5 separate regions of the Homo sapiens genome follow, and regions 1, 2, 3 and 4 are each linked to region 5. A link is a contact called in ENCODE Hi-C or POLR2A ChIA-PET data. All regions are on one chromosome and are shown on one strand. Each heading gives the region's core, a stretch centred on a gene start or an enhancer-like site at or near the end of the contact. The rest is flanking DNA. Distances are from core to core; before and after follow the strand shown. Region 1 has its middle 60 kb from the start of AOAH. Region 2 holds the start of AOAH (acyloxyacyl hydrolase). Region 3 holds the start of TRG-AS1 (T cell receptor gamma locus antisense RNA 1). Region 4 holds the start of STARD3NL (STARD3 N-terminal like). Region 5 overlaps ELMO1 (engulfment and cell motility 1).

Region 1 (2,700 bases), core at 200-2,699, 570 kb before region 5:
CCCAAACTCTGGTGAGAACTCTAGCTTTTTTTCTTTTTTTTTTTTTTAATGGAGTCTTGCACTGTCACCTGGGCTGGAGCGCAATGGCACTATCATGGCTCACTGCAACCTCCGACTCCCGGGTTCAAGTGATCCTCCTGCCTCGGCCTCTTGAGTAGCTGGGATTACAGGTGCCTGCCACCACGCCTGGGTAATTTTTTGTATTTTTAGTAGAGACAAGGTTTCACTATGTTGGCTAGGCTGGTCTCAAACTCCTGACCTCGTGATCCACCCACCTTGGCCTCCCAAAGTGCTGGGATTACAAGCGTGAGCCACCGTGCCCGGCTCGAACTCTAGTTTTCAACACTTCTAAACTCCAGTAATTCAAGTCTTGGTTCTGGATTGAGGACCGGTTCTTTTGATTATGAGGTGTCTGCAAATGGCTTCTACCTGTAACTTGAAAGCAGAACATACCTATGTTGACCCCCCACCTTGGGGCCCACCTTCCTAAAACCACGTAGTTATGGTGTAAAAAGGTTTTTGCTTTTTGTGAGAAGTTGGACCCCAGATGATATACCAGGCAACATCTATCACTTTTATGACTGATGAAGACTATTTTGCAAAATATATACATGTATGCGTGTAGCAAACTTCTACTCTAGAATGCATATACGAGCTAATTGCCAGACATCATTTATTAGTGTGCTTAGTAGTGGTTTTTTTCTTGACACTTAGTAGTGGCTTTTTTCTTAACACTTGGAAAAGTTTTCCCAATTACATTACCTGCCCCTGGCCCCTGGCATATGTAATATAAAAATAAATGTATACTTGAGCATACTATAACTTACATTTAGGTAAAACTAATAATTGAGATTTTATTATTTTGAGAAATAATTTTTTATGTTTATGGCTTTATTCCTTCATGTTAAAAACAATATATTCAAAATTACTTTAAAGTCGGTTTTCAAGTCTTTTCATTTATATATCTATTTCATTTATTCACTGTATCGGTCAGGATACTGGAAAAAACCAAAACTTAACTAATCTAGTTCAGTGAAAGAGTTTAATGAATGGATGATTTATTGAGATGCAGGTGGGGTTGAAGGAACCAAAAGGATGTGAAGACATCCAGGAACTAGCAATGTAGGAAGCTGTTAACAGGCTTAGACCCCGTAGGGGAGCCATATATGGCTTTCCTCTACCTTCCTAGGTTCTTTGGCTAGGCTATGAATTAAATTGATATAAGGCCAATTAACAGGAGAAAAAAACATTTTAATTATGTACATATGCCTGGAGTTTCACAAAATATGAGACTGAAAGATGGGTCAGATGATTGAAGCTTCTGTAGCATCCTAAGCTACAGAAGGAATAGGGACATGGGGCTTCTGGGGCTTGGCAGCACACAGGGCAGGGGAGGGTGGAGAAGGAAATGTGTGGTGCGTAGAGGGTGTCTTGTTCTGCAGACGAAACCTCTCTCGGGTAATAACAGCCGTCTCTGAGCAGCCCTCAGAGGAAGCGATGACAGTCTGTCTGGGCATGGTGTCAACCTCAAGTCTCTCCTGTGTTCCCCAGGGAGGGAGGTCATGACAACTGAACTCCTTCTGAAGGAAGTTCAGAGAAAGCCCTTCCCTGTACTTGCTGTTCCTCAAGTGCCCCCAGTGGGAACTAACCAGCATACCAAGCAGCACATTTCAGGGTGATATTTCCTGAACTCCTTCAACCTAAAGGGAAAAAAGGAGGAAATAATATTCCTGGAACTCAGTGAGAGGTGGGGCCATGGAGGCGGGGCCACCATAGAAGCTGTAGCTGTGGAGGGCACAGCCATGTCAGAGCAACATGGAGGAGAGGAAATGGGAAGAGAAACCTCATGTGTCTCTCCTTCCACCTTCCAACCTCCAATGGCCTGTAGACAGTGGAAAGCCACTCAGCAGTAGAGCTAAATAAGGAGCCCCGGGGGTCAGGACAGAGGTGGGCAAAGGAAGGTGGAGAGCAGAGAATGAATGGTGAGGGGAAAAATGAAAATAATCAGTTAATTCATTCAACAAATATTTTAAAAAGGATTGCTATGTTCCAGACACTGGGCTAAGTATACTTGACTCGACAGGCTTTGTTTGGGGTTTGTAAGTAGATCTATTGGGCACAGCCCTAGAGGCAAATTCTTTCTTCTTGAATATTATTTCTATTTACAGCATTTCAATAGCAATAGCTCTGTGCGGATTAGACTGCCAATGAAGTTCACTACCTTTTGCTTCTGCTTGCTGTTCTACATAATGGCACATTGTGAAAAGCCGCAAGTATAGAGCGGGCACGACTTCTTATAATTAAGTATACGGGTAAAAGCACAGCTGAATTTGGAATTTTGCATAAGGGAGTTTTCTAGGCTTTTTTTTGGCTTTAAAGAAAAAGCACAAATAAGGAGGCAGAATACAGGAGAGGAGACAGGAGTCCGGAACAAAAGCAAATAACCTAATGAGCTATTCAAAGGCAAATTCACAAACTGCGCTTCTCGAAGCCTTAATAAGAAGGATGGAGGCCATCAAATCAGGTGAGGAGTTCATATTATTACTGAGAATGTGCTGTCTGGAGAAAGGCAATGGAGTATCACCAAAGAAGCAGCATTCTGGTAAAAAAAAAAAAAAAATTCTAGATCAGAAATCATAGAACATGTTTCTTTGTTCAGAGCTTCATAACTCAGTCTGCGGAGTGGATAATGAGTGTGTA
Region 2 (2,700 bases), core at 1-2,500, 630 kb before region 5:
CATCTAAATGCCACCACTATTATGAGAATTCCCATGTTATGAGAGCTACAATGTGAATATCAAAGATCTTACCTTACTTCCTGCTCTCATCCAAAAAAAACAAACAAAAAAAACCTCTTGGAAATAAAACACTTCATTAACAGATGAGCCAAGAAGCCATATCAACGCTCAGCGTCTCCAGGTGATCGCCAAATCTGGATTCTCTGAGAGACGGAAGGAAGCTAAGATGGTTGAGTCCTTACTGTGTGCACATGCCACAGATTTACATGCATGGTCACAATTTCCATGGTATCCCTATGAGATGGGTCTCACTCACTTCAGTTCACCAATAAGGACACAGAAGCATGGAGAGGGTTAAGTACATTGCTCCAGGTTTCCACAGCCAGTAGGAAATGGGAGAGAAGGGTAGGAGGAGGGCAGTGATTCAAACTCAGATGTGTTTATATGAGGTCAAAGCCCATGAAAAGCAGTAAAAATTTCAGACTAAAATAGCCTGAAATAATAGTTACCTATACAAGAAGAAAAAATTCCAATCGCCAATGAGGTGGAAGAGTTTTATGCCCAATTTAAACTAGTATGCTTTTTATTCACATAGATGTATGTAGTGTCAATGTCTACTCTTAGACTCCACATTTCTCTGTGTCAGTGAGGTTACTGGTGCCTTACCTGGAATCTTACAATTCTTGATTTAATAAAATATGTGATTTATTACGCAAGCAAAGTACTGGATCCCATTGTTATGTCTACATAGAAAATACAAAAATATTTATTTGCATACCTACACAGGTGTGCCCATTCGAGAGGCTGGGCCTGGACTGGTCATCGTTGGCTGGAGAGGCCGAGGACTGAAGAGACAGGAGCAAGAATAGAGGCGCCACCGTAAGGATTTTCCAGGGGGACTGCATCTCCGAGCTATGCACCCCAAGTGATCACCCGGCTTTGGAAGCTCCCAACTGAGGGATGCTGGAGCTGAGGCTGCAGAATCAATTGATCTCTCTCTCCTTCTCTTCCTCACTCTCTTTGACACACACACCCCACCCTCTCACATACACACTTTTCAATAAGTGTGAAGTGAATAAAAGCACACATAAACACTCACAGACCCACAGCTTGCTCTTGTTGGACCCTGAGAGAGCCACACACAAAGAGCTGGAGGGAGTCTGTGGTGTGCGGTTCTGCTGAGGTAAAGACTGCAGGATAAAGAAAACCCAAGTTGCACAGTGGCACAACTTCCGTGCTCCCTGGCTCAGTGAAGTTAGTGTGCATAAACCCCGTGAGCCTCGAGGCTTGCCGGAACTGATCTGTTGGGTTGGTTAGGAGGCCCTTCCCCTTTCATTCTTGCAAAACAAAACAAAACGATACTAAAGCCAAAACTGAGAAGAAAAAAGAAAAAAAAAACTAATCCACAAGCACACAACCCTTTAACAATTTGATCAGCAGCACCCACATATTGTAGAAATTCTAATTGGTTACATTCAGAACTTACTTAGTCTTGTTTTCAACAGCTTTATATGGTAAGGTTGTGATCCTTATTTTGTTGTAAAAGGATATTCTGGTCAAATAATATCTTTCCTCTGGAGAAATTGGGTTATTCCTTGAAGGGTCAAGGCCTTTTATTTGGTGTGCAGAAAATAAACAGTACAGAAAATAATGGGCAGTTAGCATGGTGGGATTTTAGACCTAATGAGAAAAAACATGGGTTAGAATTAATCAATTCACAGTTGCTAGGCTGTGCACAATGCATCTTTTTTTTCTCCAGAATTTCGAAGTGCATTTTGTGGATGATTTGTTAAGAGACTGATTTTCTGCTCTGAAGAATAGAACTGAACACTGTCTTTCTGAGGGAAAAAAAAAATCGGAACCAGATCATAGATAAAAGACATATAATCTAAATGTTTCTCTCTAAAATAAGATAAAACAAAATCATATGCCATTCTCAGTCAAGATAAGAGGACAGGGCCAAAGTACCACAGTCTAGGTAAGTGTAGGAGGTCATGAGATTCTGTTTCTCTCTGCTTAGGCTCTGAGGGAGCTTATTACAAATTTTGAAATATTATAGAAGCTATCTAAATTGTTAGCAATTAAAAAAAATAGCATTTGGAGTAGCAGGCAAAGTTTTAGAGTAGCATCCTTTCCAGGATGTAGGAAATACCAGTTTTTATGGTTGGAAGATTTCTTGTGCAGTCATTAGTCTTACAAGCACCGATGGGGCTACAATTCCCAAACCTGCTGCAGAGATAGCACAAGTCAGAGTGTTTCCCTAATTACACTTCCAGCCCAATACTGAGGATATCGTTAGGCGTCCATGGGCCTGTGACTTCCTCTGACTCTAAGGTGCTGCTGCTTCAGTTCTTCACTCTGTGACTAAGGGGAGCTCTGGGGTCACTAGGACCACCACAGGGGTGAGGCCTAGAGAAGTTCCAGAGACTTCCAAGGGAGGCTAAATAAAGGACTGATTGATTAGGAACTCAGATTGTGAAGACAGAAAGGCTCATGCTTACGTCTCATGTCTACTGTTTATTCTGAGTAATATATTAGACCAGTGATGTAACTTTCCCCCCTTCAGTGTCTTGTTTTTGTTGTTGTTGTTGTTGTTTGTTTGTTTTTTGAGACAGGGCCTTGCTTTTTCATCCAGGCTGGAGTGCAGTGGTGTGATCACAGCTCACTGCAGTGTTGACCTCCTGGGTTCAAGTGATCTTC
Region 3 (2,700 bases), core at 54-2,553, 990 kb after region 5:
GGGAGGGAAGAAAAAATAATAAAAGCAAGCAAGGAAGTAAGAAAGGAGAGAGAATAAAAGGGAGGGCAGAGGGAGAGAGTGTTTAACTGCATATCTAGGCCTAGTGTTTTAGTGGTATTTATAATATTGCCTATATTGTTATAGACATAAGGAGTAAGCAGCACTCTCAGCTGCGATCTCTGGACCATGATTGGATACATGATTCAGTATAAATACCCTTCCCATTTGCTGTCCAAAATATCTCGCTTCACAGCTGGACCCTAAGAAACAGAGTGAGTGGGCCTCCCCCATGTCCTAGGAGAGCTGAGAAAACCTTGCTCTCAGCCAGGCTGCTTAGCTGAGGCTTAGCTGAGATGGCAGCTTAGTCTTCAGGAAAGTCCTGGGGGAGGGTGGGGAACAGGGTACAGCTGCTGACAGGAGAGTGTAATATTAGGGGGGAGATCAGGAGTTAAGCTGTTTCTCTTTGTACAGAATACAGTAAATTCAGGGCAGGAAATGAGAGGGGACGGCTCTCTCTTGTGTACCAGAAGCAGCCACAAGACAGATATTCAGTGTGGTGTAGAGCAGGTCTGAATCACTCTGCCTGTCCTAGGTGGCACAGTAATAGACCCCAGAGGCATTTTCATTTAGTTTTGGAGGTATAAATTTCCAGCTTATCCTTCTACTTCCATAAGTATCATGCTTTCCTGACTGACTCCTGATTCCAACATATCCCTGGAGTTGCAGATGTCATAGTACAGAAGATGCTGTGGGGCCTTCCCCTCCTGGCGTAGGTACCAGTGGATGTAGAAGGCATTTTCTACAGGAAGATCACAGGTGATTACAGCAGATGACCCCATCTGCCTGGTGCCTGACTTTATTTTCGCTTCCAAGTTAGTAGATATCTGACTGGCTGCAATGGGAACAACATAAAATATAATGAGGTATTCCTTAGTATGGCGTCCCTTGCTAAAGAAGAAAAATCCAAAACAAAACCCAACCTGTGAGCCTCTCTGTAGGCAGCACACTTACCAAGAGACAGGAAAGCTAGAAGCAGGGCTAGGGCCCACCACATGCCTTCGTCTCTGGGGTCTTGAAAGAAAGGGCCCAGATGAACAGGAGCAGAAGATCCTCTCAAAACTCAGGTCCCACTCAACAAGGAAGTGATCCCTAGCACAGAAGGCAGTGGGGAAGGCTGGTCTTCCTGAGTCACAAGCAGGGAGAAGTGACTGAGGATGTGTCTTAGGGGACTCCCACGCCTTCCTTCCAGAAGGGTGGTGCCTGGGAGGACCTGCAGAGGAGCTCCTGCCTCTCTGCTCAGGCCAGTTCTGCAGCACCCTCTGTGGCAGCTGAGAGCAGGCCCTCTGCAGAAGAGAGCCAGGGGCATGGAGAGTTCAGGCCTCCAGCAGAGGGAGTGCAGATATGGGGAAAGCTGACCCCTGGAGTCAGCAGGCCCAGCCCTAGGAGGGGGCAGTCCCACAGCAGGCTCACACCCTGCCCTTCAGAGTTGCAGCAGCTAATGCTGATGCCAGGACCTTGTCCTGCCAGGAAGCCTCTGATTAGGGCTGTGAACCAACTTCCTTTTCACATCTGCAAGGACACTTGGAGGCAACTGCCCAAGGCCACTCTGAGGAGGGTTGAATGTTCTTTATTAAAAGGACTGAGGATCATGTGTGTTGGTGGGCCTTGGACTCTGCTCTAAGGTAAATGTGTGTGTGTGTGGCGGGGGGCGGGGGGGGGGGTGCCTGTAATCCTGTGGGTGTGATCTCTTTATTAGACAATTTTTGTTCATTAAAGTAGGAGTGTAAGTTTGTTTGTTTGCTTGTTTGTTTTTAAAGTAGTACTGGGTGCCATGTCATGAAATATTTGGAACATACTTGAACTAAAAACTTGTTATATATCTGAACTTCCAAATTCCCTGGGTATTGTATATTTTATTTGTCATCCCTACCCTCAGAAAGCAGACTAATATCTGCAGTGCACCTGGATTCACAGATGGAAATAAGGGGACAAAACAAGTACAGTAATATAATTGTGAAAATTCAGTAGGGCATGCACAGATTACCACCACCTCTGTAAGAAGTATATAGAGACACATGTTTGAAATATGCATAATGAGATGTAGAACAATGTCTCTCTTGGTTGTTGTGTTGTCCTAGCTCAAATTTTGCAGTTTCTGCTGTCATCACAGCTGGGAATGAGAAAGGGAAGGGGCTCCAGTTGGTCTCCCTCTGCCTCTGGAGCACACGTGGAGGACATGAGGCTTCCGCAGGAACAGCTCTGAAAGCTGAGTTCTCGGGTCCCTGTGAAGGAGGGAAGCTTGCCTGCCTTGGAGCGTGAAAAAGTCTTGCTGGACAGAAGTCTCACGGTTTAAAACTGGGAAGGGAGAGGATTGAGATCACACTAGAATGCACAGAAAATTCTTAAAACAAAAAAATGAGAGAAACTTCATCAGAATGTGAAAAGAACTATAAAGCTACAGTGCTGAAGAGAGGGCAATACTGGCACTAGAATGAGAAGATTCATGGAACACAGTGGAAAATGCAGTAAGAGAGCTGCATGTATGTAATATTTTATCATGTGATAAAGTGATATATTAATATTCACAAGGAAATAGTCAATTATTTAATAAGTTCTCTTTTTGGTATTGACTTACTGTATGGAAACAAATATTGTTGCATTTCTACCTTACTAGTTACAAATAGTGATTTAGTTGTAATA
Region 4 (2,748 bases), core at 215-2,714, 830 kb after region 5:
GAAAGCTTCTAAATTGCTGGTAAACATTTAAAATTTTGCTGTGAGGCGGTGGTTACACAAGTTTGTTCACACTGTCACTAAGACAAGCACTTATGATTATTACACTTATTTTGTATATGTGTTATGCTTTAAAAGGTTTTCACATCTATCAGTTTATAAAATTTTTTTAAATTGTATTTTATCAGTATTGGCGAGGATACAGGGAAAAATTGCTCAAATACTAGCAGTGGGAATGTAAGTTAAAACAACTACTCAGGGGAGCAAATCAGTGAAATCTATTAAGGATTTACATCGTGCAAACTCTGTGATCCAGTACATTCTCTTGTTGGTATCTGCACTCTAGAGAAATACTTGGACCTAAGTACAAAAAGGCATCTACATATATATTTATGGTACCATTGCTTCTCATAATAATATTAATAAACAAACGTGAGGGTGGGGGAATGGTACATTAATTATGTATGTATATATATACACATATTGGTTCTGAGGACATGCAGCATTTTCAGAGAATGAGGTAGATTTATATACAGATATGGAAAGATTTCAATGCTAAGTGTAAAAAAGTAACATCTACACTTGCAAATGCACAGGAACTAGGAGTCATCATCTACAGACTGGGTTTGTAATTAGGGCCTAAAAGGGATATAAGCATAATTGTAACGTTTAAGCTTTTTTTTTTTTTCGCATGGACAAAATCTTACTTGTGTAATTTAAAATTAATAACGGTACTTAGAATGACTTTGGAAAAATATACAAATAATGAAATGGGGATCCAAAGAATGTTCACTGTATACCTCTGTACTTCTAAAAATGTGAATAAGTGTAGCATCCGTTGGGAGAAAAGTTTAATTAAATTTTAAATAAAACAATAAAAGGTGCCTAACTTCGTGTGAAAACAGACATATAGATATAATTAAATGTGACTACCGCTTAGAGATGTTAGTTATGAACTAGGAGCGCTGAGAAAAGGTATCCTAAATAGGTCTGGGGGAAGTGAGAGTTAGAAGAGGTGACTCTTGAGCTGAGTACCGACATAGAAATGGTATGCCCTGTTTTTATTCCTGGAGGGCTCAGCATGAGGTGCCCAAGAGGCCCTGAAACCCATTTCCATGACATTTTCCCACGAGCTGGAGCATAAACCCCCACCGAATAACTGAAGGGAAGCGGAAGGCGCAGAAACGCGGACGAAGAGGAAGCGGGCGCTTGTTAAACCGTGCGATGCACAATGCGGGAAAGTCCAACCAGCTCCGTGTTTCAAAGCTGGATGCCCAGATTTCCCACCCATTCCTACAGGCAGACCGGCTCGCCCTCTCCCTCCTTCCCGCGTCGTTTACTGGTCAGTAGAAGATTGACATGTCATCTGGCCAATAGGTTGGCTCCTCTATGGAGGCACTCAGGAACCAGTCGGGTCTTTGGTCCCTCGAGCGAGATGCGAGCTGTGTGCGTCGACGTCAGCGTGCTGACGTCACGGGCCGGAGGTCCCGGGGCTGCTGGGTGCGGGCGGTGGGCTGCGCGTTGTCCGCTGGACTGGGTCCCGGTCACGCCCCGCCAAGCCCCGCCCCTCAGGCCGGGGCGCGACCGCGGATCCGCAGTTCCCGGGCCAGCCTGGGGCGGCCGGCCAGGAACCACCCGTTAAGGTAGGCTGGGTTTCTCGTTCCCCTATTTGACAGGTTGGAAAACTGAGTCTCCTGGGTCAGATGACTTACATGGGGGCGTACAGGGGACCCGCGGACGGAGGCCATATCCTGGTCCTGTTCTGTTTCCTGAGTCCTGCGCGAGCCTCCAGGGGAGGAGGAGGGGCGAGGCAGGCTGTGCTCATAATGGACACAAGAGTGAAGTTGCAGAATGCTGAGCCCCGCTGCTCCCACGGCGTGGGCCGGGATTCAGGGATGGATATAGGTAGCGGGAGTGTCCTCATTCCTCCAGCCTGCGGACCCTGAGGAGTCCCCGGTGGGGTCGGCCCCGGGCTGGCGCCATGGGCCCCCAAGAAGGACCAAGAATTGGTGACTGGGTGTAATGCGTGGGTTGTCCAGACACAGGCGGTTGTGAGTCTCTTCTATTCATTGAGAAAAGTCGTGTTCAAAAAAAAAAAAAAGAAAGAAAGCACGAATCATGAATGTTCTCCCTGTGGTTTCAGTTAACTGCTTCACCTACTCGTAGATATCTCGCCATTGTTTGAAATCTTAGTTGCTTGAATACTTTTGATTTAGGGTTAGGGATTTTTCCCCCTCTCTTTTAGTTCAAACATGGGTGGACATTGTGGAACTTTTCTTTGTTCACTGTGTCATTTGTCTTCTATTTCACAGATGGAATCACTGAATTCATCACTTGACACAGTACTAGTTTGGATAAGTTTAGCAAGGTAACCAAGTAACGGGTCTAATTAAATCTTTACTGGAATTAGTCCAGTTTGCCACATTTCCTTGTTAGGAAGAATTCTGAAAGGTAATTCCCGTCTGTATACCATATCTACCCATACGCCTCTTTCTAGAAGCAGGATCTCACAAAACGACTTATGGTATCCTTGTTTTATTGATGGATTCTGATAAGGTGGTGGATTATTCATGTTCATAAAATGAAAACATACAATATGTTGTCGTGTAGAAGTCACTGTCTTTAAAATCTAACTGTCTCAAACATTGGTCTTTTAAAACTGCATTATTGCATTGCCTAAAACTGCATGAAAGAAATGAAATGAAACAGCCTCTGAGGGATATTACCTTACTTATGTTCACAGAAGGATGG
Region 5 (2,700 bases), core at 33-2,532:
TGATCACTTTTTGTTGTTTTTTCTGAATTTCCCATATAGTTTTTTAGTTTTGGGTGACTGCAATGGCTTTGAACCTTTTAATGCTCTTTGTAGTCTTTCTGTTGCACAGTAAACCCTACTGAGAAAAAAATTAAGCCTGTATGGCCATTCCTGTAGAAGCTGTGTGTTGGGGAAACGAACACACTTGCCCTGGTGAACCGTGTGTCCCCTCCCCTACTGCACTCACAAGCCCAACAGATGGGCCAGTGGAGGCCAGGGCAGATCAATGGGAGAGAAACACCAAACAGCTGGAGAAACGATCTGCTTCCACTCCTCAGCCCCTTCCTTCCTCACCAGAAAAGCTGTCCTCTGTCCCGCTAAGTCATTATCTACTGATGATGGATAATGGGTTTATAATGATGATGGGGATAGTGGAAAGGGAGCTGTTCATCTCATATTTTTAATGTTGAGTTGTCTCTGATAGAAAAAGACATAGACCACATTTTCCCCTTGCATTAGGTTAGGCAGAAAGGGAAAGGGCTTCAGGAGGATCACCCACTGAAAGCAGCCCTTCCCTCTTGGCACTGCTGTCTTCCTGGAGCCCTCTAGTCTTCACTTTTTTTTTCTTTTTCTTTTTTTGAGATGAAGTCTCACTCTGTCACCCAGGCTGGAGTGCAGTGGCACAATCTCAGCTCACTGTAACCTCCGCCCCCCGGGTTCAAGTGATTCTCCTGCCTCAGCCTCCCGAGTAGTTGGGATTACAAGCAGGCACCACCTTGCGTGGCTAATTTTTGTATTTTTAGTAGAGATGGGGTTTCACCATGTTGGCCAGGCTGGTCTCGAACTCCTGACCTCAGGTGATCTGCCCACCTCGGCCTCCCCAAGTGCTGGGATTATAGGCGTGAGCCACCACACCTGGCCTAGTCTTCACTTTTGAGAACACCGCCCTGCATGGTACACTGAACCTCAGAAGGGGCCACCGAAATAGGCTTTGGGTAAAAGTTTTGCTCTTCTCTTCTTTGTGCTACCATCCTTCTTATGCCAAACAGACTGAAATTGTCTCAATACCTTTAGTGTCTAGGTCAAGGAATACATGAAGTCGGTGGTGTGGTCAGCTGACATTATTCAGGATGTATGAGTGTCCAGGTTTGCTGAAGCCAGTCTTTGTTTCCCATGGGAGCAGCAGTGGTGGGCACATGTCCCCCCACCTGCCCTACACTGGAGGGTCTGGATGGATGGGTATATGGTGGGGGTGTCATTTCAGGTTCCCGTATCAGGGACCTGATGGCCATTCTGAAGACAGCCCGGGGCCTAAGAGGAAGTTTGTGGCTTCAGAAATGAGGGAACACGGTGTGTTCAGAACAGAACATGCAAGCACTCAGCAGAAAGAGAATAAACAGAGAATGGAATCCAGTGTGGAGGCTCAGTATTTCATTTTCTGTACACGCTAGCCATGTATGCTAATCTCAGCAACAATTCAGCCCATTTACTTGACAGGTGGGGAAATGTGCTATTAGCTACGGTTGGCTTGCAATATAATGGAAACTTGCAGAGAAAAGTCTTTGCTTTCCCAGTGTCTGGCATTGACATCATGAAGGCTAGGGGACAGCTGCCAGAAGGAGTGGCAGACAGGCGCCTAGAGCAGGCATGGGGCTGGGCACCGTGGACACGCACTTTACTCACTCTTCTTCACAGCCCTGAGTGACAGGTGTTATTATTTGCAGTAAATTAATGAAGATACTAAATCTTAACTAGTTTAAATGACTTCCTTCAAATCCTTAAATCCTCTCAGGTTGATAGAGGCCTCTTTAGTATGAGAACTGTTACAGGTGAATTGTGTCCCCCTCAAAATTTGTATGTTCAAATCCTAACCCCCAGTAGCTCAGAATGTAGCTGTATTTGGAGACAGGACCTCGAAAGAAGTAAGTTAAAATTAGGTCTTCAGGCCGGGCCCTAATACAGCATGTTTGTCTATTATCCTTTTAAGAGGAGGAAATCTGAACACAGAAGGTACAGAGGGGAGACCACCTAAGAACACAGGGAGAAGACAGCCATCTGTAAGCCAAGGAGAAAGCCCTCAGAAGGAACCAACACTGATAACACCTTGATCTCTGACTTCTAGCCTCCGTAACAGTGAGAAAACCCATTTCTGTTAGTTAAGCACCCCAGTCTGTGGTACTTTTTTATGGCAGCCCTAGCAAACTAATAAAACACAAAAGGCAGAAAGCGTCAAAGAAGAGCCTGATGATTTGATACAAGCAAGCTTAAAAACTTCTGAATTCCAAAAACCTTTATAAAAATTTAGAGACAGTGCTCGCTTCAGCAGCATATATACTAAAACTGGAACAATACAGAGAAGATTAGCATGACCCATGTGTAATTTTTATATATTAAAGTATTTAAAAAATTTAAACACGAATAACAATCTGAAAAAAAATTTGCAATAAATGTGATCCAACCTAGTATAAATATCCTTAATAAGGATCTCATAAATTTGTCAGCTGGGCGCAGTGGCTTGCGCCTGTAATCCTAGCACTTTGCAGGGACCAGGCAGGTAGATCACCAGGAGTTCTTGCCTTCTGCTGGGGATGAAGCTGAAGCTGAAGCTGTCTGCAGCCATGCTCCCTCCATGGGGAAAGGTCATCCACAATAGGAAAGAATGAGGCAAGGAGAAGCAAAGACAAGTCAAGAGGAAAACATTCAAAAGGGAACAAGGACAGA

The links. A loop is a pair of places that touch in the nucleus more often than their neighbours do. ChIA-PET counts read pairs that join two places held with the same protein, here RNA polymerase II (POLR2A). Pooled maps may share reads with other maps.
Region 1: a pooled map shows a loop between it and region 5 (2.3-fold over the local background). The contact joins two enhancer-like sites. A Hi-C loop is called at or near these places in 2 of 37 single-sample maps with no recorded cell type and 9 of 50 pooled maps. POLR2A ChIA-PET finds 5 or more read pairs at or near these places in 1 of 52 experiments (activated CD4-positive, alpha-beta T cell).
Region 2: a map of CD8-positive, alpha-beta T cell shows a loop between it and region 5 (4-fold over the local background). The contact joins the promoter of AOAH here to the enhancer-like site in region 5. A Hi-C loop is called at or near these places in 1 of 168 maps with a recorded cell type or tissue (CD8-positive, alpha-beta T cell), 3 of 37 single-sample maps with no recorded cell type and 6 of 50 pooled maps. POLR2A ChIA-PET finds 5 or more read pairs at or near these places in 2 of 52 experiments (CD8-positive, alpha-beta memory T cell and activated CD4-positive, alpha-beta T cell).
Region 3: a map with no recorded cell type shows a loop between it and region 5 (3-fold over the local background). The contact joins the promoter of TRG-AS1 here to the enhancer-like site in region 5. A Hi-C loop is called at or near these places in 6 of 37 single-sample maps with no recorded cell type and 5 of 50 pooled maps.
Region 4: a map of aorta shows a loop between it and region 5 (9-fold over the local background). The contact joins the promoter of STARD3NL here to the enhancer-like site in region 5. A Hi-C loop is called at or near these places in 1 of 168 maps with a recorded cell type or tissue (aorta), 11 of 37 single-sample maps with no recorded cell type and 14 of 50 pooled maps.

What each region holds. Positions count from the first base shown.
Region 1 is chr7:36,783,607-36,786,306 of GRCh38, forward strand. No RefSeq gene overlaps it. Among named protein-coding and RNA genes, the nearest start is that of AOAH, 60 kb to the left of the region's middle. Within about 2 kb of position 1,450, at least 8 of the 41 ENCODE cell types and tissues checked have a DNase peak (open chromatin) inside an H3K27ac peak, as active enhancers do.
Region 2 is chr7:36,723,244-36,725,943 of GRCh38, forward strand. AOAH (acyloxyacyl hydrolase) reads right to left here and starts at 1,251. Exons shown (of 21, transcript NM_001637.4): 1 at 779-1,251. The coding sequence starts at 905.
Region 3 is chr7:38,340,118-38,342,817 of GRCh38, forward strand. TRG-AS1 (T cell receptor gamma locus antisense RNA 1) reads left to right here and starts at 1,304. Exons shown (of 4, transcript NR_040085.2): 1 at 1,304-1,682. It also overlaps TRG and the pseudogene TRGV6.
Region 4 is chr7:38,176,781-38,179,528 of GRCh38, forward strand. STARD3NL (STARD3 N-terminal like) reads left to right here and starts at 1,465. Exons shown (of 9, transcript NM_032016.4): 1 at 1,465-1,640. RefSeq lists an enhancer at 1,112-1,191 and a silencer at 1,442-1,721.
Region 5 is chr7:37,348,854-37,351,553 of GRCh38, forward strand. All of the region lies in intron 1 of ELMO1 (engulfment and cell motility 1), which reads right to left. It also overlaps the pseudogene RNU6-565P. Among named protein-coding and RNA genes, the nearest start is that of ELMO1, 99 kb to the right of the region's middle. Within about 2 kb of position 1,283, at least 4 of the 41 ENCODE cell types and tissues checked have a DNase peak (open chromatin) inside an H3K27ac peak, as active enhancers do.